6 separate regions of the Homo sapiens genome follow, and all the other regions are linked to region 1. Evidence: chromatin loops called from intact Hi-C (ENCODE). Cell type or tissue: heart left ventricle. All regions are shown on one strand.

Region 1 (5,000 bases):
AGACTATTGAGTAACATAAAAGTAAGTTATTTCCACATCTGGCATTTCATTTGAATCTTGAAAAGCTCTAAGGAGAAAGTAGGGCTGACCAGTATTTTCACTCTCTCTACACCTCAGTTTCCCAAGCTGCAAATGAAGAATTTATATCATTCTGCAACTTACAGGGTAGCTATAGGTGAGTCCTCGTCTAATGCTCATTTCACCATGCTTTCTTGACCTGTCAATTTGTTTGTATTGAATATCTCCTAACAAGATTTTTTTTCTCAGCCCTGACGTGATTCTTGTAGTCTCCTATCAGAATATTCAATGTGAGAGCTTTAAAAACAAACAAATAAAAAAAAACAGAAACTTTCAGTGTAGAGGTTGACCTATAAAGCCTGTAGAGATTTAACTTGCCTTCTACAAATGGCCAGAAGAAGAACCAAGCTCTCCTACACACCACCCAGTCAATAATTATTTCCACTATTCTTTACTTGAAAAAAAGAAAGTGATAAGAACTTCTAGTAACAGCTGTGTCAATTTTGGACTCTTAACAAGGCAGTGGGATAACTGAGCCCATACAGATAATTCCTTTTATGTGCTTGGAACAGAACAAGTAGCACACACATTCAAATCCAGCTACAGATCTTGTCACTTATTGGAAAGCGTTACTGTTTTGACAGTCCATTACTAAATCTAATCAAGAGTTCAACATTCTTTCTTCAACATTCCCTGCAAACAAATTATTAAGTAGGAAGTACATGTTTTTGATACCATATTATTAACTATATCCCAAAGCTACCTCTAAGCTACAGTTTTCAAATTATTGATACCTTCCACACTGGGCAAGCTTCCACATATGGGTTGAAAGAAAAAGTAATGAGAGCCAACATATCTGTTATACGATAGGCACTGTACTAAGCACTTTAATAATTTGTACATACGTTATAAGGGCAGAGCCAGGATTTGAACAGAGGCTTGTTTGCTTCCAAAGCTTGGGCATTTATCTCTACAGCATATAGCCTCCTTACAGCTTTCTTGTCACCACATCTTCTTCTGAACTTATTGCATTTCCTCAAAGTTATGTTCCACTGCTCCTGAGCCCTAATCTCTAATCATCCTAAAAAAAAGTGTGAATAACATAATTTAAAAAAAATTAGGTGGGTGTGGTAACATGTGCCTGTGGTCCCAGCAACTTGGAAGGTTGAGGCTGGAGGATTGCTTGAGCCCAGGAGGTTGAGGCTGCAATGAGCCATGTTTGTATCACAGCACTCCAGCCTGGGTGACAGAGTGAGACCCTTTCTAAAAGAAAATAAAATAATTTAGAATACTGTAATATGCCAATATTAACAACAAACCACATGTACACAGCAGGAGCTACTAGAAAAAGACTTAAAATTGGAAGAAAGGAGATACGTTGTTTGTATTCAGTGAGTTTTTTTGTTTTTGTTTTTGTTTTTGTTTTTGTTTTGAGACGGAGTTTCACTTTGTGGCCCAGGCTGGAGTGCAATGGCGCAATCTCAGCTCACCGCAACCTCCACCTCCCGGGTTCAAGTGATTCTCCTGCCTCAGCCTTCCAAGTAGCTGGGATTATAGGCATGCACCACCACGCCCGGCTAATTTTGTATTTTTGGTAGAGACTGGGTTTCTCCATGTTAGTCAGGCTGGTCTCAAACTCCTGACCTCAGGTGATCCGCCTGCCTCAGCCTCCCAAAGTGCTGGGATTACAGGCATGAGCCACCATGCCCGGCCATATTCCCTCCTGACTCGGAGGTTCAGTTTTATCAGCAACACACTCTTCCAACACTGAAAACTGCCTGAACTTGTTTAATTATGTAAAATATAGGGCCTGTTGGACAAGAATTCCGAAAAGTGCTTTCACCCCCTCACGAGACATTGAAGCACTACTCCGGATGTCCCCATCTCAACTGGGGTTGTCCCTGCCCTCTTGGAAACAGCAAATCAAGTAGCCTACTTAAAGTGAAGCAGAGGTTGCTCTATGTTTTCAAACATTGCAAGATGCGTGGAGTTTTTGTTTGTTTTGTCTTTTTTCTTTCCCTACTTGAAGTAAGTCTCAATTGAAATACGCTGCAAAGTAAAACTCATATTGATTCTTTTCAATCTAACCAACTTTTGAGGATGTTTTTACCTGAATTTGGACTTTTGCTTTTTAAACTCATACTTTTACTACCCTGTGAACTCCCCTTTATTGAAAAGACATTGAATGACCAGGTTCAGTGGCTTGTACTAATTGTAAACTTTTCCTCCCCCATGGAAAACTTTAAAATAGAGCATACTTTTAATATAGCCTCCTTTCATTCCCTCCTATACTAGTCGAAATCCATTGCTGCTGTGGATGAGATGAGGCACAGAAATGATTCTTTCCTTGCCTCTCATCACCTTTGATTATGAAAACCTATTATTAATTGTTTTACAACATTCCAACCTTTCTAAAAGGCCACAGAAATTTTAAAATGCTAACTCCTAATGTACTTCTTTGAATGGCTATAAATTCCATTTTAACTATTCAAAAATTTTCTTCCTTTCAGTAGTAGCCATGTTTCCTTTGAGGTTGTGGTAGGAGAAGCAACCAGCAATAAAACATTTTCAGTGTCAAAAATCTCAGAAACGTCAGGTTCAGACTTAACCAAAATTCTGTTCTGCGAGTCTCGGAGATGGCTTTACACAGTGCTTGTTAGGGAGGTAGTATCAGAAACTCTCAAGTGGAGCAACACTGCCACCTGGAGGCTTGAAGGCTCAAGTTCGCATAAACCCGGCCGTAGGTCTTTTCCAGAGACCACACACAGGACTTGATACTAACAGATTTAACGCCATCATTTCTTCTACCCTTAGGAACGTAGTATGTGATGTGAATAAAATATAGACCTCATGCTTTTTACCAACAATTCCATTGTCAGGAAATAATAATTAAACAGAAAGCCAGACTGGTAGAACAGAAAAGGCAACATGGAGGTCCAGACCAGACTCTGCCACCAACAGGGTGGGGGACATCCTAAGTTCCTCAAAACCTCTGGGTCTCAGTAACAAATACCTCATCTGAGAAAAGGCCTGTAGAGTTGAGGGAACTGCTGAGTTTCCAGGCATAGCTGAAGACCTCAAAGCTTATGGAAGGAAGAAACCAAGATGCTTTATTTTACTTTCTGTAAAGATTTTTTTTTAAATCAAGTATGCTTTGCCTTGATACTATCATTTATCCCAGCGTAGTTTCTAAAAGTATTTCAAGAGGCGATATTACACACTGCTGTTCATTCTAGTTCATTCTTGATTTAGCTGTCTTCCATATAGGAAGATATTAATTTCATCTTGGTTAGAGGCATGTCACTATTTTATTCTCTGAGATTTACAGGCCCATAATCCCATATCCAAAATATTTACGGGCAGATGAGTTTCAGAATTCAGAATTTCTTGGCTTTTAGAAAAGTAATCAATAATATATTGCAAAATATGTAATATCCCCATCAGAACTGGAACAGTAATCCTGGACCAGAACATAGGAATATTCACTCTAAGTGGAATAAATTGAACTAAATGGCTTCACAGTCTGTTCAGTTCAGTTTTGCTGCCAAAATAAGTTTAGGTCAGATTTTGCAATGAGTGTAAGTTCTCAAAACAAAACAAGTGAATAACAACAAAACAATAACAAAGGAAATGAACAAAAATCTTTTGAGAGAGGATCAGAGACCTATAGCTAATTAAGATCTAAATTCCAGTTAAGGAAGAAAAAGAAATGCAGTTCTACCTTACTGATCCAGTATCATCCAGGAGTAAGTTTAATATAAGCTTGATTTTGCAGATTAATGAAATGTATTTCTTCGAATATTTTAAAGATTCAAAGAATCTTTAAAGGAAGAAAAAAATAATTCTTCCTTCTTTTACCCAAATTTTACCCAAATTGTTGAAAATCTTTCTATAATATCCTGACCCAAATATTGTTACATCTAGTAAGTGCCAAAGGAACACATGCAAATGGTCAATGAATCGCCTTTTCCGTTGTGAACTGACTCAGCCTCAACTAAACTGTCCCTGTTCCAGGTGATTCATACACCATGAGTCATTCATTGTTACGCTGTATATAGTAAGGCAGCAACATCCTCAAGTCTTGTTAGAGATATTTGCCCCTAGTTAAATGGCTCCAGCTATGCTTTTGTTAGTTCTTTCTCCTTTTTGTGGTTTTTATGTATCTTCCTTGACTGTGAGACTCAACCTCTTCTCCCTAACCTAAAATAATTACTAAAGGCAAGAAATAATTACTAAATAATTACTTAAGATATATGGCAATTATTTTTATTTCTATACTACTATTTCTATTTCTATTTCTATGTGAATTACCACTACTACTATTTCTATATTAATTACAGATGAGATTTTTATATAAATGATCCCAGTGGAATTAGAAGTAATATCTAGGCAAAAAAAAATCATAATACTTTAAGAGTAAATTTGAGGCTGAACATGGTGGCTCACTCCTGTAATTTTAGCACTTTGGGAGACTGCAGCGGGCAGATCACTTGAGCTCAAGAGTTAGAGACCAGCCTGGGCAACATAGAAAGACCTCATCTCTACAAAAATAATAACAGTTAGCCAGGCATGATGGCACACACCTGTAGTCCCAGCTACTCAGGAGGCTACAGCAGGAGGATTGCTGGAGCCTAGGGGGTCAAGGCTGCAGTGAGCAATGATTACACCACTGCACTCCAGCCTGGGCGACAGAGTGAGACCCTGTCTCAAAAATATATATACATGTACATTTAACAAATGCATTTTCCCCTAAGGATTAAAATGATCATGTAAGTTTACACAAATTCATGCTCCATTCGCTGAATCATTTGAAGTTCCCAGATGTTGACATATCATTTCATTCTTCCATGACTTTGCACATGGAGCTACCTCTATTTGAAATGTGATGTCTTTCCTTCTAAATTTAGCAAATTCTCATTCATCCGTTGTGATTACTATAACTGGGGAACAGAGTCATAGAGAAAATAAAAACTATTCTCTGG
Region 2 (5,000 bases), 240 kb before region 1:
TCTATAGTCTACACTGAATGCCATAATCACTAACAGGTCAGTATGACATCTATTTTTTTTATCAAAGTATTAGTTCCCAAAATAAGTTCACCCAGCTTTAATCCTTGGGAGAGAAACTGCCTCAATCTTTGGTATCCCCAAGGAACAACATAAAGTAATAAGACATCAAATACTAGCTGTAGTCTGAGAAGCCCACGACATCATATGATTAAAATGTACTATTTGTTTGCTATCACGACATGAATTCTCCTTCCCTGTGGTGCTGCTCACTTCCTCTCTAACATCTGAACTGTTTTGAAATACATTGTATGCATAGCAATAGCTAGTATGAAAGGGCTTCAAGAAAGCCTTGTTGTTTCATGAGATTTGGGGCCACAAAAGTTAAACATTTAACCTGGCAGGAACTCAAAGTCCAGGCAGACTCAAGTGTTTGAGCTAATTGTGTTTTAAAAGTATGTAGATTAGTGTTTTGAACTTGGATACAAATTGCAACAGAAACATTACTGTGAATGGTGGTTAGGTTCGAGATCCAGCATGATGTCCAGTGTAGCTGCCATACTAAACTTTCATAATAAATATAGTTGGAAAGAGTATTGTTTTAAAAATTTTGTGTAATGATTCAGCTCTGTATATGCCCCTGCTTGCCATTGCTCCTTGGAATATTGAAATGAACCTTCATTCATTCAGGCTCAGTATATTAATTCAGTATAAACTATGATAAAGGATAACTAACACGTCTTTAATATAATGTGGGCATGGGACATGTATTTTGTTTTGGAAATATCCAAAATTATTCAGACTCAGGTCTAATGAATGAAGTAGAATGAACTTGTCTTCCAAATTAAAAATTAAATACCACAGCAAGAATAGTTGGGGATTTCCATATTCCACTTTCAATGGATAGAACAAATAGGCAGAGGATCAACAAGGAAATAGAAGACTTCAATAACACTACAAACTAACAAGACATAACATACATCTCTGTATAAAATACTCCACCAATCAGGGAGAATATGTATTCCTGTAACGTACACATGGAACATTCCTCAGGAAAGAACATACACTAGGCCATAAAATGAATCTTGCTACATTTTAAAGGGCTGAAATCAAAGCATATTCTCTGACCACAATGGAATGAAATTAGGAATCAATAACACAGAAATTTGCTTCTCAACAGATAATGGGTTAAAGAAAAAATCAAAGAGGAAATTAGAAAATATTTTGAGATGAATAAAATGAAAATACAACATACCAAAACACATAGAATTTAGCTGAATAAGTTCTTACAGAAACACCTACAGTTGTAAATACCTATGTTAGAAAAGAATAAAGATCTCGAATAAATAACCTAATCTTCAAACAACCTTAAGACATTAGAAAAAGAAGAGAAATCTAAACCTAAAGCAAGAAGAAGGAAGGGAAAACTAAAGATCAGCATGGAAATAAATAACATAGAGAAAATAGAGAAAAATAATAAAACAAATAATGAAAATCAACAAAATTGACAAACTTTTAACTAGATTGACCAACAAAAAATTACATAATACTAACATTTCAAATTACTAGAATCAGAAATGAAAGAGGAGAAATTAATAATAACTTTGCAGGAATAGAAAGAATAATAAACAAATACTATGAACCATTGTATACCAATAAAAGGGACAAGTTCCTAGAAAAGCACAGACTACCAAAACTGACTCAAGAAGAAATACACATTCTGAATACACCTATAACAAGTAAAGAGATTGAATTTATAATAAAAAGCTATTCACACAACAAAACTCCAGGTCCAGATGGCTTTACCGATAAATTCTGCCAAACATTTAACCATGCATTAATACCAATTCTTCACGAACTCTTCAAAAAATAGTTGAGAAGAATACACTTCATAACTCTTTTTTTTAGGAAAGTATAATCCTGATGCCAAAGCCAGATAAGAAAAGAAAACTATAGACCAATATTTCTTATAAATTTGGGTGCAAAAATTCTCAACAAAATCGTAAACTAAATCCGGCAACATATAATACAAATTATATCATGACCCAGTGGGATTTATCCCAGGAATCCAAGATTGAATTAACATCTGAAAATCAAGTAATGCAATACACCATATCAATAAAATATAAATAGAATAAAAAATTAAAACCACAAGATTTTTTTCAATAGATGCATAAAAAGTATTTGACAAAATCTAATACCCTTTAATGATAAAAACACCCAACAAACTAGGCAAATAAGGGAACTTCCTCAACCAAATAAAAGTTGTCTAGAAATACCCACAGCTAGCATCATACTTAATGGTGAAAGACTGGATGCTTTTCCCCTAAGATCAGGAACAAGATCAGGACACTATCAAGAAAGTAAAAAGATAACCCACAGTATGGGAGAAAATTTTCAAAAATTACATATAAGAGATTTATATCTACAATATATAAAGAATTTTTACAACTTGAGAATAAAAGGCAAATTAACCAATTTAAAATGGGCATAGGCTATGAATAGGTGTTTTAGCAAAGAAGATATATAAATGGCTCATAAGCACATGAAAAATTATCAAAATTATTGGTTATCATGGAAATATAAATAGAAATCACAATGAGATACCACTTCACACCTACCAGGATGGCTAGAATTACAAAGTTCAGTTAAAAACAAGTGTTGGCAAAGATGTGGAGAAATAAGAACCTTCATACACGTATGAGAATATGGGAATGTAAATTGGTGTGACCACTTTAGAAAACAGTTTGAAAGTTCCTCAAGTAGTTAAACAGGATTACCACATAACCCAGAATTTCACTTCCAGATATATACCCAAGAGAAATGAAAGCATGTGTCCACACAAAAACTTGGACATGGATGTTCATGTAAGCATTATTCTTAAGAGCCAAAAAGTGGAAACAATGCACATGTTCATCAACTAATGAAAGGATAAATGAATGTGGTAAGTCCATACATTGGAATATTATTCAGCAATAAGAAGGTAAAGCATTAATACACAGTTAGTACTTTACTAATCATGGTTACTCAAAGCTGAGTGTATGGAAGGATAGGAGGATTGGGAGGTGATAGCGGAAAGATAAAGGGTTTTTTTTTTTTGGAAGTGATGAAATTTTTTTAAATTGTGTTGATGGTTGCATATGTCTTTGAATACACAGGAAAACATTGACTTGTACACATTCAATTGGTAAATTACATGATAACTTGAATTACATCTCAACAAATCTTTAAAAAAAAAGCTTAACACTAAACAAGCTTTAGAAACCTACCCAGTTCTCTGCTGTCTGTGAAAGCTTCTCTTTGCAACTCCTCTTCCTATTCTCTCAATTCAGAGTATGTGGGCAATTTTGGAGTTTGTATTAGCAGATTGCCTAGGTTATAGTGAACAATAGATTTTGTTGCATTTTCTACAAACATGCTAACTTAATTCTTTATCTTATCTCAATTGCCAATCTTTGAGAGTAATGCTTGATTCTCTGAAGGAAATCCTGGTGCTGAATTGATTTGGTATAAATTAAAAAATAGAATACAAAGACAAAGGAGGACTTAATCTCTAAGATTTTCATGGTTATTTGAAGGAGAAAGCAGATAGATTAATGGAAAAGAAAGATAATGGGCCAGGCATGGTGGCTCACACCTATAATCCCAGCACTTTCGGAGGCCAAGACAAGCAGATCAGTTGAGGTCAGGAGTTCAAAACCAGCCTGGCCAACATGGTGAAACCCCATCTCTACTAAAATATATATATATATATACAAAAATTAGCCAAGCGTGGTGGTGCGTGCCTGTAGTCCCACCTACTTGGGAGACTGAGGTGGGAGAATTGCTTGATCCTGGGAGGCGGAGGTTGTAGTGAGATGAGATCACACCACTGCATTCTGGCCTGGGCAATAGAGTGAGAATTTATCTCAAAAAAAATAAAAATTAAATAAGAACAAGAAAGATCATGACTTTGAGATAAACTCTTATGTTAGACCTGCAAGGAGCTTCAGACATCTGTATTAGTCCATTCTCATGTTGCTATGAAGAAATACCCAAGATTGGGTAATTTACAAAGAAAAGAGGTTTAGTCCAGGCGCGGTGGCTCACGCCTGTAATCCCAGCACTTTGGGAGGCTGAGGCGCGCAGATCACGAGGTCAGGAGATCCAGACCATCCTGGCTAACACAGTGAAACCCCGTCTCTACTAAAAATACAAAAACAAAATTAGCCGGGCGTTGGGGCGGGCGCCTGTAGCCCCAGCTACCTGGGAGGCTGAGGCAGGAGAATGACGTGAACCTGGGAGGCAGAGCTTGCAGTGAGCAGAGATCATGCCACTGCACTCCAGAGCCTGGGTAACAGAGCAAGACTCCATCTCAAAAAAAAAAAAAAAAAAAAAAAAAAGAAAGAAAGAAAAGAAAAGAGGTTTAATTGACTCACAGTTCCCCATGACTGGGGAAACCTCAGGATACTTACAATCATGGCAGAAGGCACCTCTTCACAGGGCGGCAGGAGAGAGAATGAGCACAAGCAGGGGAAATGCCAGAAGTTCATAAAACCATCAAATCTTATGAAATTCATTTATCACGAGAACAGCATGGGGGAAACCACTCCCATGATTCAATTACCTCCACCTGGTCCCTCCCACAACATGCAGGGATTATGGGAACTACAATTCAAGATAAGATTTAGGTGGGGACACAGCAAAACTATATCAACATCTAATCCATCCTCTTTGCTTTACACATGAGGAACCCAAAACTGGTAAATTGAGTGTCTAATTCAAGATCATGCACCTAACTGCTGACCCACTACACTGGTTGACCCAGGACTTGGAGGTAGTGGGATGGGGAAAACGATAACCAATGGGAGGGAAGAAGACAGTTCTCAGTGCAAATACTGGGAAAATCCTGGGTGAGCCAGCATGAGTCATCCTATGTTGACAGCACCAGTCAGAGTCAACATACCTCCTGACTCCTCATCCAGTCTGGTGCTCTTTCTTCAAGGGCATGTTTTCTCAGACAG
Region 3 (5,000 bases), 260 kb before region 1:
AGCAACTTTTCTCAATTCAGCTCATTTTTGCATGCCTCACACCCCTAACCCTCATCTGTTGCTATAAATCCTTATTGGCAGCCTCAAACCATAAATCTGCCCTAGGCTTGGGCCTTTTCTCCTTTAACGATGCCAGCCCCATCAAGCCTATTGTCTAGTGCTAACATAATATCACCCTAATATTGAGTGTTACTCCCAAAATACTATATTCCAGACTCATAATTCTGCCCATTCAGGCTTCCAAATTATGTAAAATTAACTTATCATTGATTTATCATGTGTGAAATTTAAAAATCTTCTATGGTTGGAATTTCCTTAGCAAAAATGGTAATAGTAGCTAGCTAACTTTCACTGAGTACTTAAGTGGTGTCAGAAGCAGTTCCTATGTATAATAATATCTCATTTTATCCTCACAAAACTCCATAAGGGTGACACTCATATTATGCCATACTTTGCAATTATTCAAGGGCCTAGAGTAGCTAAGTGGCTGTTAGGACTGGCAAAGCTGAATTTCAAACGCAGTCAGCTGTCCTCTGGGGACCCACCTCTGACTCACCATGTTAGACTGCCTTGCATAACTGATAGACAGCTGAATAACCAACAAATTTCTGACACCAATGCAAGGCCTGACCACAGAAAGCAGTACATAGTAAGCAAATCAACTAAAAATGATTATTTTCCTGGCATTTTCTTTAAATTATACATTTTCCCCCTTTGAGTTATAAACTAATGAATTAATATACAACTTCAAAGAATGCCCCAATTATTTCTTTTCCAGGTCCCAATCAAAAAGTGTTACAAACTTCTAGAGCTTTATGAAAGGTATCATGAGGCCTCTCAATAATTGTTTTGAGAATACAATGATTTTCTACTAGCACTGATACATAGCCAGCAAAGTACAAAAGAGTTGATGCACTAGAGTGAGCTTTTAAAGCCATAAATCAGAGAGCCTCAGTTCCATGTTGGAAATTCACAAGGCTTCCCAGTCAGCAGAGATTGAAGCCCCCCACCACTATCCAGCCCCAGACACTGTCTTATTTCATTTCCTCCACACTCTCCTCCCGCCCCAGGTCTTCCTTAGGTTACCTCTCGAACTTAATGCAAGTTTCTACTTAATCACTTTTTCTCATATCTCTCTCTCTACCTGAAATTGTATTTTATGTTCACCTGTTTCCCTGTTTTTCTCTCCCTCCAGCATACTTCATGAGGTCTAACCCTTGATTCTTTTACTACAGTAACCCTAGGCCCTAATAAATATCTGTTGACACAAAATAAATACATATGGAATGTTTGACTCATTCAGGACCCAGAAATGTATAGAATACACCTTAGCTGATGATCTGGAGAAAAAATTCACTTTACCCTTGTATCCCCTTGCCCATCTCAATACGTTAGTGGTCAATTATATTCTAATTCCACACCAAGGGGCTAGAAGGTAAAAATCAAACCGTTCCCTTCCACTCTTGGTTATTTGGCTCCTTTCTTTTTCTGTAGTTGTCAGCACTTGGAAAATGACTTTCTTCCTTTAGGCCCAGCCAGGTTATAATAACCTCAAATCTTGACATTTTTTTCACAGCAAAAGCCCTATGGAGTTGAAATGCTGAAAGAGCATTTCACACACACATGCACACACACATACACATGGTTACACATGCAGTGAAAACCTGCTAGAAAACACCTACCCAGGGCACCAGGGTTAAGTAGAAGGAGACATCAGAAAATATATCACAATCCCATATGCTATCTTACAACTGAAAAATAAGAACTGTGATTCCACAACAGATAAAATGAAAATGTCACTGCCATTAGAGAAATAATTTTTACCAAGCTGCACCTATCTGTCTTCAAATCTAGTGCAAACCCAGAAAAAGCCACAGATGCAATCAATAGAACCACTCATGACAAAACTGGCAAGTAAAGGGAATGTGGTAGTTCCAAGAACTTACATACCCAAGCCTTGCCTGAACATGTTCTAACAGTCAATGATAACTGCATATTCCAAACCCTGATTTTATCTTCAAGGAAACTTGTATTACCCATATAAATTGAGCTGGAAACTGTAAAATATAGATAATTGTAAAGATAAAGTTCTTAAAGTGTCTTAATTTCCACTTTCCCAGGCAACATGCGCTTTGTCTAGAAAACTTAGTGCCTCTCTCTCTCTTGCAGGTCATCTGGCACAGACTATTAAATGACTAGCACTTCCCGTTCTCAGGGTGATGTATCTGCTTCCTGATGGTGTTGGCTCTGACTATCTTCCTACTTCCACCCAGTGGCTCCAGCTGTGGCTGCCAAGAAAACCCCAGCTGATGGAGGATGAGAGGTGAAATCAGGACACACAAAGACCTGTTACCATCATCTTTCACCTGGATTCTCCTAAAGCAACAGCTGCTCATCTCATCACTCTGAGTTACTAATCCTTCTTTCTGAGACAAAAGCCCAAAAGGCAAATGGGAAATGACTTGTCAGATGACATCACCAATAATTGAACATAAAGCAGACTCAAATTAGGACAAAATCTTTTGTATTTACTCAGTTTATATCAGTAATATGATTATCTCAAAGTTCTAACAAAGCAGTCTGCCACAAGGGGTAACAAAAAACATAGTCACTGATTTGTCCCAGAGCATCTCCAGCTGGGACAACTTATTCTACCATCTCTGCTCTGCCCAGACGACCACACACATTGCCTTGCCTAGGGAAAGGGGCAGGGAAATGATGCAGGCTTTACTGTTCCATTGACCCTTGCAGCTAATCCAAAGGGACATAAAAATCTCTCATTTCAGACTTTTATGACATAGCGTAGCCCTCCCTGGAGATAAGTAGGAACACTGGTCTCCCGTCCCCACTTGCCCTTTGGGAAAGATCATCACATCAGCCAGGCAGAGAACAGCCCCAGCTGACCCAATGTACTTTCTCTTTAGCCTCTCAACCCTTCTTCCTTTGGTTGTTCATGACAACCTGAGTTTTCAGGGAATTTCAAATTGATGATGACAAGCTGTTTGTCCTGTCTCAATCTGCTGAAGATGTTTAAAATAAGGAGCTATAGTGAACAGAGAGTTGAAAAAAAAATTCTTTGGGGTGGATGACACATTGACCCAAACCATTCTGATCACACACAACTCTAAGCTCCTATTTGGTGGATGACATTAAATGCTGAAAAGGTTTGGAGTGCACATATATTAGCTACTTTTCACAGCCTGTGTACAAAAAGTCCCATGCCCTACTCTGCCATACATGTTGACTGACTAGCTTCATTAGCAAGGAAGAACAAAATAGTCAATGCAATCTTTTTCTGTGAGTTCAGTGAAGTCCTAGATCTCCTTTTGGTGTCAAACCATCACCTTCCATGAAAGGTTTTTGTGAGGTGGACACAATTTTCAGAAGGTAGGGTCCAGGTTCTCTGACATTAGTGTTAACCTACTTGAAATCTTCCTACTTAATGGCTAGACACAGTATTACTTAGGAATTAAGCTTCAAGCAACATTCTTAAAGAACAGGTTATAGAATTTATTATTTGTTAGAATTTCTTTATGCAAAAGTGGGAAGTATCTTTAAAAATATTTTAGCCAAACTACATGTCTTGAATAACTTTAATGTTATCAATGTGAGCCTGTTTCTAGTATCCATCATGTTACCTAGCCACAAATGTCACAAATTAAAGAAATATATCTGACATTCATTATGCTAACCAACTGTCTGGTGTTGATCCTCGTATGGATAGCTGAAATGCTTTTGGTAGCCAACTTGGGAAGATGGCTTTTCTGATATAATGCTTGCGATCCACCTATTCTCCCTTAGGGCACTTGACAATTTTAAGAGTCAAAGTGCTAGCTAACTAGAAATTATATAATATCACATTGTTCCAGGATGCAATATTTAAAATTAAATAACCTGCATCATAGCTAGATCTGGAAGAATAGAGTTTCAATCATCAATTGTTAGCAAGAATTATTTTTAAAGTAACTCAACTCTTCTCCTCATTCAGTTGTTAGACATGAAAGAAAGTAAGGTGAAAGCTCAGAGATTTCTGCCTTTGGCCCAAGGAGCAGAGCCTACAAAAATACATATATAAGGTCTTCTTGCTACTAGGGAGTGAGGTCAGAGCAATGAAATAGCATGGGTGTGTGCATGCATGCATGCTGTGTGTGTGTGTGTCCTTTGCCCAGAGGTAAATATTTTCTTTTGATTTTTATTGCGCTTTGTTCCCTGTATTGGTTGAGTTTAACTTCCAACCTCCACTCCACCCCATAGTAGAAGAATTCTTCTTGGAAAAGGATGCCTGAAATAAGGCAAAATTATTGAAGTTAAATATAGGTCCAAGAGACTCTAGCACTTAGAATTGCAGAAGCTTCCATTTAAAGCTGCTTCATCCTTTTGATTCAAAGCCAGAAAAAAGACATTCAGTAGGACTAACAACTGTTCATGAATGTACTGTTAAGCTAATTACTTAATGCTAAAATTATTTAAAAGGCATTACTTGGAAATGTTTACAGTATGTGATTTGATTAACAAAACTATTAAGGGTATGCTTACTATCATCAATAATTTTTACTATACATTTATTTGTATTGGGAATACATTACTTGTTCCCTTAGAATTCTGACAAATATAATCTTAGCTTCAATTCGGAGAAGTTGTTCTGCTGGAGATAAATTTGATTGATTTTTATTGCTCCTGGAGGCAAAACTTAATGAGTGGAAACAACCTGAGAATCTTTCTCACCATCAGAGCTGTCCAACAGTGGAGTGTAATTTTTTGAAACACATAATTCTCTCTTTTTCCTGTATTTCCAGTTGCTTTATGCTCCTGCATTACTTTTCTTCCTGGTCCACTGACATTTCTCCACCTCCATTTCCAAACATAAATCCATAAACACAAACCCATGCAACCCTCTCTATGTATCATCCCGAATATATATACATCTTGACTTCTTCTGAGTTAAGATTCTAAAGGAAATTTTAATAATAAATGAAGTGTGTAGCAGAAGAAGAGGGAGA
Region 4 (5,000 bases), 440 kb before region 1:
TTGGAGGGTTGTAATCAATTTCCTGTTTCTCTGTCCACTGCTTTCTGTTGACTCTACATAATACTTCCTTGTTGACTTCAACAGCATCCATCAGCACAGTAGTCTGTGGTTAAGAGTGAACAAAATTTCCTTTAGTTGTCTGTCTCCTCATTTGGAGCAAACAGGAGAACATTATTATGGTCAAGATTAAGTCACCCACATAGAAAAACCTCTATTCGGAAAATTGTAAAATGCCAACACCAGTCTTAGCTTTCCCACTAGCCTGAGACAAGTTACTTGACTTCCGTGGACATCAACTTTCCATTGTCATTCTGAGGAGACTGAAGTAAATAAGAAGTTTTTAACAAAGACTTTGTGGACTTGGAGAGGTGGTGTTGATGGAGAAGAGAGCTTCAAATACTCAGAAATGCAGTACAACTTTTAAGTTGTACTACATTTTTTTTCTGAGAATAAGCTTTAATCATTTTTACAGAGGTTTGTGACCTAAAATTGTTGAGAACTAAATATTTTTATTCTGTAAACATATATTGAACAAGGCCTTGGGTTAGGCAAAGTGGGAAACACAAAATGAGTGAGACAAGTACCCAAATCATCAAAATCAAATGTACAATATGCTACTGCCACAGAGATGAAGAGACCATAGTATTTATAGAAGTGAGAGATTATAGCTGTCTGGAGGTAGGGAAGTGAGAATGGGGGAATACTTCAAGGAAAATAGTTCAGGTCTGTGCATGTAAAGAGAGCAAAGTAGTTGATGTAAAAAGAATAATAGGAGCTAAGCATAAACTCGAAAAACACTATGGATGGTAGTTGCAGTGGCTCACGCCTGTAATCCCAGCAATTTGGGAGGTTGAGGTGGGAGGATCACTTGAGGTCAGGAGTTCGAGACCAGCCTGGCCAACATGGTGATACCTTGTATTTATTAAAAATACAAAAATTAGCTGGGCATGGTGGCACACGCCTGTAATCCCAGCTACTTGGGAGGCTGAGGTACGAGAATCACTTAAACTCAGAAGGCAGAGGTTGCAGAGGTTGCAGTGAGCCGAGATCATACCACTGCACTCCAGCCTGGGTGACAGCGTGAGACTCTGTCTCAAAACAAAACAAAACAAAATACCCTATGGGTGTGAGGCAACGATATGCAGTCAGACACATTTGGCTAAGATACCAGATATGGGGAGAAAAGAAGGAGAGCAGTAAAGCATACAGCCAAGTAATGTATTTTAAAAATAAAAATAGCACCCACATGGAAACACAAAACTGGCTACGACTTATGCTAAGTCTATGCTAGTGCTTAGATCTCAGTGGTTTTTAACTTTGTGGAAATATGTGCTTGGCTTCTGTTAATACGAAATATCCCACACCTGATGTCAGATAGATGGATGTATAGATGGATAGATAGATAGATAGATAGATAGATAGATAGATAGATAGACAGATAGATAGAAACTTCCTTTCAACTCACAGAATTACTATATATCTACGGATGTAATCTATGCTGTTAATTCTCAATATTCATGGAATTATGTTTACAAAAATGCTGTGAGCACTGAATTAGTAAATACTGAAACATTCTTCCTAGAGAAAAGACAGGAAGAGGTTCCTATAAGCCTCTGGTCACATTTTTATCAACAGATCAATATATAACTTTGTTTTATGAATGTTTCTGTTTAAAGATACCTTTTCTTAAAGGTTGACTCAAGAACTGCTAAGTAAATAAATGTTCATTCATGAACATCGAACTTATGACCTACAGCACTATAGGCCATATGTGAATTAAGCTTATCAAGCACAGATATATTCTCCATGAGGTTCATTGCAGCCTTCCTGTGCTTAGGAACACTAGTCAGCACTTTGGGACTACACTTTTGGGCCATTTTAAATGGTGAGATCACTAACAAGAAGCACACGAGTAAAAACAATGGCAATAAATAGACTATGGAAGGACCCTTGTTTACACTATTATACATGAAACAAAAAGGCAGAGTGCTGCCTTGTTTAACCTCAGCTGGGCATATATGCATTGAACAAGTCAAATTTTTTTCACTCTACTTGTGTCTGTGAATAACCTCAAAAGTGTCCCAAGCATTTATTTTGGGTTACAAATAAATAAATTTCAGCAAGTAGGTGAATTTGTAAATATAGAAACTGTGAATAATGAATTTTGACTATAAATATACATCTATATGTATATATATATATGTGTGTGTGTGTGTGTGTGTGTGTGTGACCCCAAAATTCTTATTTTAAAATTCTAACCTGTGACATGGTGGTATTTAGAAGGCGGCCTTTGGGAAGTAATTGGGTCATGACATTGGAGCTTAAAAGAAGAGACCAGAAGTGGAGCAAGATGGCAGAATAGGAGACTGCACTGATTGTCCCCACCATGCAGGAACACCAAATTTAACGACTATCTACACGAGAAAAGCACCTTCCTAAGAACCAAAAATCAGGTGAGCACTTACAGTACCTGGTTTTAACTTCATGTTACTGAAAGAGGCACTGAGAAGGGGAGAAAAAGCCGTCTTGAATTACTAAAGCCACCCCTCCCCCTAACCCCTGTGGCTGTGTGATATGGAGAACCTGTGCACTTGTGGAAGAAGAACACAATGACTGTGAGACTTTGCATTGAACTTGGTTCTGCCGTCACAGCAGAAAGCAGAACTGAGCTGTAGTTAGCTGATGCCCATCCACAGAAGGAGCATTTGGACTGGGTCTAGCCAGAAGGAAATTACCCATCCCAGTGGTTGAACCTTGAGCTCTGGCAAGCCATGCCACCACAGGCTAAAGTGCTGTGGGGCTCTGAATACATTTGAAAGGCAGTCTAGGCCACAAGGACTGCAACTCCTAGGAGAATTCTATTGCTGAGCTAGACTCAAAGCCAGTGGACTGAGAGGGCACACAACCTACTGAGAAACCTGAAAAGATGGCTAAGGGAGTGCTTGTGACTCCCCTGCCGCAATCCTAGTCTGCATAGCTCATGGCTCCAAAAAAGACTCCTTCCTTCTGCTTGAGAAGAGGAGAGGAAAGAGCAAAGAGACTTTCTCTTACATCTTGGATACCAGTTCAGCCACAGTAGAATAGGATTCCAGGCTCTAGTTCCCAGACAACATATCTAGACACACCCTGGTCCAGAAGAGAACTTGCTGCCTCACAGGCCAGGAGAGAGTAGCATAACATATTTAAAGTGCTGAAAAATGTTTACCCTAGAATAGTATATCTGGTGAAAATATCCATCCAACATGAATGAGAAATAAAGACTTTCCAAGATGAACTGAAACTAAGAGATTTCATCCATTCCAGACCTTTCCTACAAGAAATGCTAAAGAGAGTACTTCAATCAGGAAGAAAGGACTTTAATGAGTAATAATCATGTGAAGGTAAAAAAAAAAACTCGCTGGTAATAGTAAGTACACAGAAAAAATACAGAATATTATAACACTGTAACTATAGTGTATAAACTACTTTTATCTTAAGAAGAAAGGCTAAAAGATGAACCAATCAAAATTAATAACTACAACAACTTTTCAAGACATAGAACAATAAAATATTGATAGAAACAACAAAAAGTTAAAAAGCAGGAAAATGAAGTTAAGGTGTAGAGTTTGTATTAGTTTTCTTTTTGGCTTATTTGTTTTTTATGCAAAAACTGTTAAACTGTTATCAGCTTAAAATAATGGTTTATAAGATAGTATTTGAAAGCCTCATGGTAACCTGAAATAAAAAAAAATACAACAAATACACCAAAAATAAAAATCAAGAAATTAAATCATACCCCTAGAGAAAATTATCTCCACTAAAAGGAATACAGGAAGGAAGGAAAGAAGGAAGAGAAGACCGCAACAAACCAGAAAACAAATAGTAAAATGCGAGGAGTAAGTCCTTACTTATCAATTATAACATTGAATGTAAATGGACTAAACTCTCCTATCAAAAGACATAGAATGGCTGAATGGATGAAAAACAAGACACAATGATTTGTTGCTACAAGAAACACACTTCACCTGTAAAGACACACATACACTAAAAATAAAGTGATGAAAAAAGATGTTCCATGCCAATGGAAACAAACAAATCAAAAAAAAAAAGTGGGAGTAGCTATACTTAGACAAAACAGATTCCAGGACAAAAACTGTAAGAAGAGACAAAGAAAGTCACTGTATAATAATCAAGCAGTCAATTCAGCAAGAGGACATAACAATTATAAATGTATGTGCATACAACACTGGAGCAACCAGTTATATAAAGCAAATATTGTTAGAGTGAAAGAGTGAGATAGATCCCAATACAATAATAGCTGCACACTTCAACAACCCACTTTCATCACTGGACAGATATTCCAGACAGAAAATCAACAAGGAAACGTCAGACTTAGTCTGCACTATAGACCGCATGAACCTAATAGATATTTACCGAATATTTAATCCAAAGGCTGCAGAATACATGTTCTTTTTCTCAGCACATGGATCATTCTCAAGGATAGACCATATGTTAGGTCACAAAACAAGCCTGAAAACATTCAAAACTTTAAAATAATGTCAAGCATCTTCTCTGACCACGATAGAATAAAAAAACAAAAATGACAAGAGGATTTTTGCAAACTATACAAATAGATGAAAATTAAACAATGTGCTCCAGAATAACCAGTGGGTCGATAAAGAAATTTAGAAAAAAATCAAAAAAATTATAGAAACAAATTATAATGAAAACACAACATACCAAAACTTGTGGAATACAGCAAAAGTGGTACAAAGAGGAATGTTTATAGCTATAAATACCTACATCAAAACAGAAGAAAAGCTTCAAATAAACAACCTAGCAATGCATCTTTAAAAACTAGAAAAGCAAGATCAAACCTAACCCAAAATTAGTAGGAGAAAAAATAATAAAGATCAGAGCAGAAATAAATGAATTTGAGCTGAAGAAAACAATACAAAAAATTAATGAAACAAAAAGTTGGTTTCTTGAAAAGTTTAACAAAATTATCAAACCTTTAGCCA
Region 5 (5,000 bases), 730 kb before region 1:
AGTGGAAGCTGGAAGAAGTGGGAATCAAGCTAAGGAAGAACACCTGGGCATCAGCAAAGCAGGGAACCACCAGATAATCTTCTATTAATATATTGGCAAATGCTTGATGGGGCAAGGTGTAAAAAGGTGTGCTCTGAAAGTCCTGAGAGAACACAGACTTACCAAAAGGAAGCCTTCAAAAGTTGTTAGAGAAGCAAAATATTAAAGCTTGTTATGATTAAATTTACTTTTATTCATCTGGACCTGGGCAATATGTGAAGGTCTCAATAATATTAACTATATGTTTAAAATTTTCTTTCTAACTTGATGTCCTATAACCTCCTTACTGCTAATACGGAATTATAAATATTTGTTTCTATTTACCCCCAATTCCATCCTAGTCCAACCCAACTTCTATTGAGTGGTCTCCAATTTGTAGCCCTGGTTCTTTCCCTGTACTTCTATAATCCATTGTTAACAGTAAAAACAGAATAATCTTTTATAAACAAAATTCAGACTCTCTGTGTTCCTAACTAAACACACCCTTCTATGGCCTCTCTACCTGCCCAACTCTATTCTACGTGCTCTACAAATTTTAACTTGTTTAATTCTCACAACAACCCTCTAAGGCAGATGCTATTGTCACCTACATTTTGCAAGGAGGAAATTGAGGTGCAGAGAAGTTAAATAGCTTTTCCATAACACATAGCTAGAATACAGTAGAGCTGGGATCTGAACTCAGGTAGGCTGGCTCCAGAAGCCATGGATTTAACACTAGCTCTATGCTGCCACATTCCCAGTTAAGCCCTCAACAGCTTCTCTTAATGCCCAGAATTAATTTCTTACTGTGATCCTATATAATCTGACCTGTGATGATCTTCCCAAGCTCATCTCTTACTATATCCCTCTTGCCTACAATGTTGTAACCACACTGGCCTTTCTTTTCCTGCTACAAGCTGAATACTTTCAGCCTGAAGGTTCTTGCATTGGCTCTTTTTTCTGCTGTAATACCTACACCCTCAATACTGCATAACTGGCTTCCCCTTGGCCTTCAGAGCCCAATTTAAATGTTAGCTCCTAACAGAAGCCTTCATTATCACCAACTGAAGGAAGCCCCACTGTTAATGCTTAATAGAACAACTCATTTTACATTTCTCTGTGGAAAGTGCAACTCTCCCTGATATTTTACATATTTGTAAATTAATTTACTATTTTTTTCTCTCCCATGAGAATGAGAGCTACATGAGAACAGGGATTTTGTCTCATTTACTACTATAGTACCAAGAATATTGCTTTTCTACCTTTCATATGTCAAAAAAATATAAATTATAATATTTATTTGGCACTTTGGGGTAAATTGGAGATTTAATGCACTTATTTGGGTCTTAACTGATAAAATTATTATACTTATTATATTATGTAATTTTAAGAAAATAGAATAAAAATGCTAGTTTTCACATTAAATATTAAGCTTATATGAAGTTTTAAAATGCAACCCTTATAAACTTTTAACGTAAAATATGAGCAGGCTTTCCCAAACATACTTTCTTATATTAGGCTTTGTGCTTGAAATAGCTGAAAAATTTCTGATGACTTTTTAATGATTATATCTTTATATTCTTGATAATATCAATGAGAAACTTTCCCAAAAGTAGATGCTAAAAAATTATCAACAGAGGAATGTATTCATAGTAACTAACAGATATTTCTTACTTTCATGGATAGACATAGTGTGGGAATTTCTTGGTATAATGCAAATGTACTTAAGATTCAGATTTTTTCATTTCCAGTGTTTCAGAATAATGAAGAAGCTATAGTTTACAAAACTTTCATGCATCATCATCCTCCTAAGCTAGCCAGGATGCTATTGGCAAGGGCATATATGCCTCAAATGAACATAAGCACCAGATATATGTGAAGACAGACATTCAGTGGGGTCACTTGGTGCTCTACTCTTTAGGAAGCCTCGCCTACTTATTTTGCTTCCCTTTCCTTGATAAGCCTCAGGTTGGGCTGCACATTTTTCAGCATGGCTCCCAGAAACACATACTCTTTATTATTTCAATGGGTCTCATATTCACGATGAGTAGAGAAGAGTTCGGCAATGGACTGTGCACATGGTAGATTTTGTCCTTGGCCATGCTCAGTAAGCAGAAAAAATTAATGAGTGCTGGATGCTACTGCTCATTCAGTCTTTATGAAATGAACATGGGGTGCACCTCTGAGGAGTCACTGAGGAGGGTACTCAGCAATGACTACTGGCTACAGTGAGCTATGACCTCTCAGAGGGCTAAGAGGAGGATTATTTTTTAGGCAGGCCATTTGCAACATGAGAAACTTTGTTTAGAAACTTGTACCTCAAAGTGTGCTCCATACCAGCATCATCCACATCAGTTTGGAGTTTGTAAGAAATGCAGGATCTTAGTCCCTGTCCCAGTGGGTCTGAATCTGCATTTTAATAAAATCGCCTCATAATAATATACACCTTAAAGTTTGAGAAGCTGTTTTGGAGCACTATGTAGACCAGAGTTGAGTTGGCAATTAATGTTTGTAGAATAATATTGTATGAATTATATGATGAAAGTTCAGATAACTAAATGGATATTGCAATGTTTTACGTTATTTTTAAGAAATTTCACCATGATTCACACTTATATACATATACAAAGTTTATTTGAAAATGACACGCAAAATGAAAATGACTGTGAGTAGGACAAATCTTGTCACAATGGTGCTACTTACAGTTTTTATATGAGTTATATAAATAACCAAGTCGTTACTATTTGCTTTGTCTACTCTTCTTTCTGAAAAAATACATGCCAGCCTGCCTCCTGTGCTTTTTGACATGTTTCTGCATATAACATGTGTATATATTAAATGCACATAATACACGTAACTATAATATATAAGTGCATCTCAGACTGGCTCAGAGTAATACCAATAATTTTTAAAAATCCCTGTTCAATTTGCTTACTTCCACAATTTGCTTATTTTATAAAACATCCATTTTTTTTTCCAGCTTTTCCTGTCTTACCTCCTCCCCATTTCCAAACTGGCCTTAGAAATGAATATTCCAGTAATTGAGCCATCAAATATTTGCAACTTCAGGCTGTTCCGGGACTTTCACAGTACTTCAAAGGTCAATCAGAGTTAAAGGAAATTGTTAAGCTTCGTTTTGGGTAAATCAGCACAAAAATCATTTTTTTTGCTGTTTTTACTTTCTCACTGGTATTCCAGATTATGTTTATTAGTTATCACTGGGGCTTTTCCAAAATGAATTATAAGTTATACTGTCTAGTTAATTCTGTTAACTCTTCACAAGTATGTACTGGCCATCCACTGCAGGTACAACATTTATCTAGGATGCTCAACTTGGCAGGACGTTATAGGTTATGTTACAGAAACAAAGAATCCCCAAATCTTACTAGTGTATCAAAGGGATTGTTGATTTCTCACTAAGAGTACATATATGCATCACAGATTGACAGTAGAGTCTACCATTGTAGTCATTCAAGGACCCAAGCCGATAGAGGCTCTATCTTCATACTTGTATCTCATGGCAGGAGATGGGAATGAAGTGATCCATCAATTAGCTCTGAAAGCTTATGCCTTTAAACGAGATATATATATATATATATATATATATATATATATATATATATATATATATATATATATATATATATAACTTCTGTTACATTTTATTGTCTAAAGCAAGTCATAAAGCTGTGCCTAATTTAAAAAAAATTGAGAAAGTGCAATCCTACCATGTGTCCAACAAAATAGAACCATGTATGTACAGCCTTAAGGAGAAACTAAATTACACAAACACCAACAATTTTTCCAAGACCTTAGAAGCCAGTTGCAGAATAGAACATATATGTAAGAATCTATGTAAACAGAGTTGAATGTCAAGTAAAATATGTTCTAAGACTCATGATGTGGTACTGTAAAAAAAGTATTTAAGAAGTTCAGAGATAGAAGAGAGAGATGTGGATGGGTGAGTAAAGAAAGTAGGTGAACAAGGTGAGATTATATATAAATTATTAGATTCAGAGAGGGAAATGGAAGGAATAAGAATATTCATGATTGTATCCAAATTCGATGAAGCAGTCGTGGGGTGCAAAGCTAGTAGAAAGTGGATCTGAGTTGACCTGAAAAAAAAACATTAAAAATACTTGTTCCACTAAAAGCAAAGAGTTCCTTTTAGGTGACATAAGGTGAACGTGGATAAACAGAGCAGGAACAGGTTATGAAGAGCCTTGAATGCCAGACTAAGATGTATGCACACGGTCTTTTATATGGCCATCTTTGGACCTCTCACTTTTACCTCCTTTTTAGCCTTTTGGTGAGGGACCACCACATTGCAATTTATTGATGATCAACATTACATACTTATTGAGAAATAGAGACCAGGGAGCCATGTGGAGCTTTATTACACATGTGGGTTATATAAGCATTTGCAATGCTCTTCGTGGAATGTAGGTGCTATAATAGAATTTAAGAAGAAAGAAGTGGCCACAAAGTCAGTCTGACTTTGAACATGTTGGGGTCACTAGAAACAATGCAAAGGCCAAAACAAAGCAAAAACTCTAGTGGTTTCAATGAAATATTTTACTGGCAATGTTTCATCAGAGCTGCAGGGAACAGGCTTCTTGCATCAAATAACAGGGAGAAACAGGAATTCTGGGAAAAGTCAAGCTCTAGATTTCAGAAGTCCTATAGTCTAGTGGCAGAGAGCCCATATTAGCAATGCGATTGTAGAAAATTCCTTTGTTTTTATGAATATCAGTTTCCCTATTTGCAAAAATCAAACATGCTGGATTGATAATTCTCAAGGTTATAAGTTTAAATATTTTTTGTTTGGGTTCACCAATAAACAGGTATTAAAAATAAAATGGCATGAATCAGTATCAATACACTAAAAGATAAAGTTTTGGGGATTGGGAAACTTATTTAGCAGTTAAGAAAATACATAACAAGATAACTACCTATGCCAGATAACTAATCATGTCAAACTG
Region 6 (5,000 bases), 49 kb after region 1:
TTTAGATCACAGGAAACTTGGCACTGAACAAATCAATAGTCTCTCATAATTTCTGCAGCATATCTCTTAATTCAACTTCAGTTTGGAACAGACTGAACAGACACAGCCCTACTGCAGCTGTTGGATAGGAAGCATTAAAAGATAAAAACTTGGTTTAAAGTCACTGTGGTTAATAAATGACCAAAGTCTGATTCCGCCAGTTTAAGGACAATCTTAACAGTATGCAACTGAAGTAGCACAAGGAAGGAAGCAAAGGGAATAGTTCCATGGACTACAACAGGGCAGGATGAGATAATGCCCTATACTGAGGTAAAGAACAGCTGGTGATCAAGCTAAATAAGTTAGATAGCACACTCATTTACCAAATAGAAATGTCAATGTGTTTAGCTACTTTACTCCCAATTAGACTTCTAATTTACTGTGGCTTTAAATTTAATGAGCTATATAGTTAACAGCTTATTCACTTTATAAATATTTACTGGGCACCTACCCTGGGACAGGTAGAATTCTAGTAATAAGTACTAAGGATGCAGCACCCAACAAGATATAAAAGGTCCCTACTATTCTTCCAGATCTTACTTTCTAAAGTGTATGCATGTTAGAAGGGGACAGGGAAAGAAAGATAACAAACAGTTAAAATATAAGTGCCGTGATAAAAGACAAATGGAGGAATGTGATAGGGAGTGACCAAGTGGCTATTCGGAATGGGCGGTCAAGAAAGGTCTTCCTAGGAACGCATTCAAGCTGAGACCTGAGTGACAAAACGTGGTCAGACAACTGAAAATCTGGAGAAGGTCCATTCCAGGCAAAGGGAAGAACCTGGGGCAGGACCAAACCATGTTTTGTGGAAAGGAAATAAAACCAGAGGAAAGGAAGTCAGAGGTCAGGGAGGTGGGCCGAAGCCATGATCACAGAGAATACAATAAGCCATAGTTATGCATGTGGATTTAATTGTATGTGTGATGAAGAATCCACAGAGTTTTTATACAACAGTGAGACATGAATTATTGATTTACATTTTTAAAAGATCAGTCAGACCCAGAAGAATAGACAGTAAGGGTACAAAAATGTACACAGGAAGGCTAGATATGAGACAACCAAAGTAATTTAGGTATGAGATAACCCTAGATAAGGATAGAAGTGAAAACAGAAAGAGGAAAAAAGATTTACAACACACTGAAAATGTACAGTTGGCTCAACTTGGACTTGGTATGAGTGAAAAAAAGAAAGAAATCCAGGATAATTTGGGTTACCTGGAAAACAGAGCCTGAGGCCAAAGCTTACTGGCTAAATCTTTATTGAGTGGATAGGATCCCACGCAATCAAGAGTGAGGGAAAAACAGAAGTAAGCCATGAAGAAAGAAGAATAAATACAAGGTCTATGTTAAGCTGGCAACAGCTCCACAAACACAGATGATTGTTGATCTGGAGAGCAAAAGGAAAGGAGCAAGCAAAGATTAAAAAGGAGAGGACATGGAGACAAGGACAAGCATGATAGCATGGTGGTGTGGAAGATGAGAGAGCAGTGTATTTAGGAAGACTGTGGTCACCTGTGCTGAATGATGAGAAGCACAATAAATGACAACAGAGAAGTGATGACTGGATTTGACAACATGGAGGTCACTGATAACCTTTACAAAAGCAGTTTCAGTGGATTCATGGGGACAGAAATATGACTGGATGGTTCATCAAGAAATGGAGTTTGTAGTGCAGTGGGAGCAGAGAAATGGCAGAGCATTTGGAGAGAAGCTTTTTAAATGGATGTTATCAGGGTATGTTTGCATGCCAGCAAGAAGGACCGAGAGAAAAGAAGAAACAGATTATATAAAAATGAGAGGACAATTTCAGAACAACGTTCCTGAGAAGGCACAAGGGGATGGGGTCTAGAGTACAAGTGGAGTGGTGGGCCTTTGATAATTACAATGGAATGATGACAGATCATATAGGCACAAATACAGTAAGGTTGGAAGATGTGCTGGTGAGAAAATAAAGTCATTCTACACTGACTGTATCTATGTTTTTCCACAGAGCATGAGGCAAAACCACTGTCATTAAATATACTGATGTGAGTAATCTGCAGAATGTGGGTCACACAGCAAGATCACCCTCAAATTTACATTAGTAGGTATACTTTCCTAGACAAGAACAAAATGCATGGTAAATTCTAATTTATATTCCTGCTTCATACACATACAACTGATTCTAACAGAAAAATCAGACCAGTTAGCTAGACAGTCAAATATCACCATCTAGTGGCTGAAACTTTAAAAGCCAAGATGTCAAAGTTGGGACTAACACCGTGACTCTTGAGAAGGTATAACCTAGTTTGTAATAATTCTAGAAAAAGCCACTTGAACAAAATAATTTACAAAAATATATATTACTACTACAGGAAATATACCAAGAACATATAAAATCCTAAAATATTATATCTAAAGTACATTCACTTGGTGCTTATTAGGTGCTAGGTAGCATGCTTTTACATGGACTTTGCTCTTTAATCCTCCAAAATTCTATAAGATATGTATCACCATTTGACCTATGAGGTAGAAATTGACAAAAAATAACTACCCAAAGTTTATGCAGATAGAAATGATAAAGTTGGGATTTGAATGGAGGTAATCTGACTTCAAAATCTACACTCTTAACCACTATACTCACTATACCATCTCTATTAAGCACCAAAATTTCTTGGGGGTTGGGTAGAAGAGTAAACCAGATTTTTGTTAAAAAGAATCATGAATACTCTAAGGTAAGACTTCTGAATTTAAAAGCCACTCAAGGTTGAGCATGGTGGCTCAGGCCTGTAATCCCAGCACTTTGGGAGGCCAAGGCAGGAAGATCGCCTGAGCCCAGGAGTTCAAGATCAGCCTGGGCAACATGGCAAAACCCCATCTCTACTAAAAATACAAAAAATCAGCCAGGCATGGTGGCGCACACCTGTAGCCCCAGCTCCTCAGGAGGCTGAGGGACAAGAATCACTTGAACCTGGAAAGTGGAGATTGCAATGAGACAAGATCGTGCTACTGCACTCCAGCCGCCTGGGCAACAGAGTGAGGCTCCACCTCAAAAAAAAAAAAAAGACTGGGGACTTCTGCTACTATCCTACAGGTGATGCACAAGAGTTACTAAAGAAGGCTGACAGAGTGATAAAATAACCAAGACCCGAAAATACATAATATCCAGATTCAAAATTTTACTGAAATCTAAATTATCTGTCAATTAACTTGCAATATAACAGCAAATTCAGAACACAAAGACATCATGAACACATATAAAGATATATGAAACGAATATAGAATTATTTTACATTTGACAAGCACTCAAAACTTTGTTTTTTTAATCAAATTTACTGGTGTGTGATTTATATATCAAAAAACGTACCCACTTGAAGCATACTTTCTGATGAGTTTTGAGAAATGTATATACTCATGTAAATACAACCACAACCATCACAATAAAGAACATTTTTGTCAATCCAAAAAGTTTTCTGTGCCCCTTTCTCGGGAAATCTACCCCAACTGCTGACCCCAGACAACTACTGATTTTTTCTGTCACTATGGATTAATTTGTCTTTAGACAGATTTATAAAATTGGAATCAGACGGTATGTACTCTTCCTGACTTCTTTCCCTTAGCATGTTTCTGAGATGTCAATCATTTCTTTTTACTGCTCAAGAGAATACTATTGTATGGATATACCACAATTTATTCATTCATTCACCTGCTGATGAACATTTAGGTTGTCCCAGTTCATGGACACTATTAATAAAGCTGCTAGAGACATTGTTGGAACAGTCTTTGTGTGGATATAATGTTTTCATTTCTTCTGAATTAGTATCTAGGAATAAAACTGTGAGATTGTACAATAAAGTATATATTTAACTTTATGTGAAACAGGCCAGGCACAGTGGCTCATGCCTGTAATCCCAGCACTTTGGGAGGCCAAGGCAGGCAGATAACCTGAGGTCAGGAGTTTGAGATCAGGCTGGCCAAGACGGTGAAACCCTGTCTCTACTAAAAATTCAAAAATTAGCCAGGCATAGAGTGGTGCGCGCCTGTAATCCCAGCTAGTCGGGAGTGCTGAGGCAGGAGAATTGCTTGAACCCGGGAGGTGGAGGTTGCAGTGAGCTGAGATCATGCCACTGCAGTCCAGCCTGGGCAACAGAGCAAGACTCCATCTCAAAAATAAAATAAAATAAAATATAAAATAAAATACAATACAATACAATACAATACAATACAATACAATACAATACAATACAATACAATACAATAAAATACAATAAAATAAAATACAATAAAATACAATAAAATAAAATAAAATAAAATAAAATATAAAATAAAATAAAATAAAATAAAATAAAATAAAATAAAAAAGTGAAACAACCAGACAGTTTGCCAAAGAGGTAAAGCTATTTTACATTTTCATGAGCAATGTATAAAAGTTTAACTTGCTCCATATCTTTGCCAACACTTGATACTGTCAATCTTTTCAATGTTAGCATTCTAGTAACTAGGTAATAGTATCTCATTGTGGTTTTAATTTGAAATTTCTTGATGACTAATAGTGTTGAGCAGCTTTTTTTATGCTTCTTGGTCATTCATATATTTTCTTTTGTGAAGCATCTGCTCCAACTTTTTACCCATTCTTTACATGAATAGCTTGTCTTCTTCCTACTGAGTTGTAAGAGTTCTTCTATACTCTGGAAACAAGTCCTACGTCAGATATATGGACTGGAAATATTTTCTCCCAGCCTGTGGCCTGACTTTTCATGTTCTCAATTAAGCCTTTTAAAAACCAGAAGTTTTCATTTGTATCAACTGACCACATACATGTGGGTCATTTCTGTATCATATATTATTTTCATTGATCCATGTATGTCTATCTTTACACTAGTACTATAAAGGTATAACATTCAAAAACACAGTTAAGGACTTAAATTAAGTAATATAAGTTCCCTAAGTATGTTTTATTTCATAAAATTCTTTTGGCTAGTC

What was found. Hi-C counts contacts between places; a loop is a spot of excess contacts. Peaks named below come from ENCODE experiments on the same cell type or tissue, not always from the same donor. Only the 100,000 strongest peaks of a DNase experiment are listed, where the experiment ranks them.
Region 2: a loop joins it to region 1, with 4 times the contacts of the local background. A loop is called at or near these places in 18 of 110 quality-filtered maps.
Region 3: it touches region 1 in a loop (2.5-fold over the local background); 19 of 110 quality-filtered maps call a loop at or near these places.
Region 4: it touches region 1 in a loop (2.5-fold over the local background); 2 of 110 quality-filtered maps call a loop at or near these places.
Region 5: it touches region 1 in a loop (4-fold over the local background); 14 of 110 quality-filtered maps call a loop at or near these places.
Region 6: it touches region 1 in a loop (3-fold over the local background); 28 of 110 quality-filtered maps call a loop at or near these places.

The regions. Positions count from the first base shown.
Region 1 is chr5:40,685,614-40,690,613 of GRCh38, forward strand. The region is part of intron 2 of PTGER4 (prostaglandin E receptor 4); the gene reads left to right. Among named protein-coding and RNA genes, the nearest start is that of PTGER4, 8.2 kb to the left of the region's middle. In heart left ventricle, CTCF peaks have their summits at 2,733 (motif pointing left) and 2,936; a DNase peak (open chromatin) is centred at 2,728; H3K4me3 peaks cover 3,176 bases; H3K27ac peaks cover 1,926 bases.
Region 2 is chr5:40,442,223-40,447,222 of GRCh38, forward strand. No RefSeq gene overlaps it. Among named protein-coding and RNA genes, the nearest start is that of LINC00604, 200 kb to the left of the region's middle. In heart left ventricle, no CTCF peak of the experiment used is centred here; no DNase peak of the experiment used is centred here.
Region 3 is chr5:40,427,763-40,432,762 of GRCh38, forward strand. No RefSeq gene overlaps it. Among named protein-coding and RNA genes, the nearest start is that of LINC00604, 190 kb to the left of the region's middle. In heart left ventricle, a CTCF peak has its summit at 2,294 (motif pointing left); no DNase peak of the experiment used is centred here; H3K27ac peaks cover 382 bases.
Region 4 is chr5:40,243,043-40,248,042 of GRCh38, forward strand. All of the region lies in intron 2 of LINC00604 (long intergenic non-protein coding RNA 604), which reads left to right. Among named protein-coding and RNA genes, the nearest start is that of LINC00604, 5.2 kb to the left of the region's middle. In heart left ventricle, no CTCF peak of the experiment used is centred here; no DNase peak of the experiment used is centred here.
Region 5 is chr5:39,960,127-39,965,126 of GRCh38, forward strand. No RefSeq gene overlaps it. Among named protein-coding and RNA genes, the nearest start is that of LINC00603, 90 kb to the right of the region's middle. In heart left ventricle, no CTCF peak of the experiment used is centred here; no DNase peak of the experiment used is centred here.
Region 6 is chr5:40,734,232-40,739,231 of GRCh38, forward strand. All of the region lies in intron 2 of TTC33 (tetratricopeptide repeat domain 33), which reads right to left. It also overlaps a transcript of PTGER4 not described here. Among named protein-coding and RNA genes, the nearest start is that of TTC33, 19 kb to the right of the region's middle. In heart left ventricle, a CTCF peak has its summit at 2,255 (motif pointing left); no DNase peak of the experiment used is centred here; H3K27ac peaks cover 813 bases.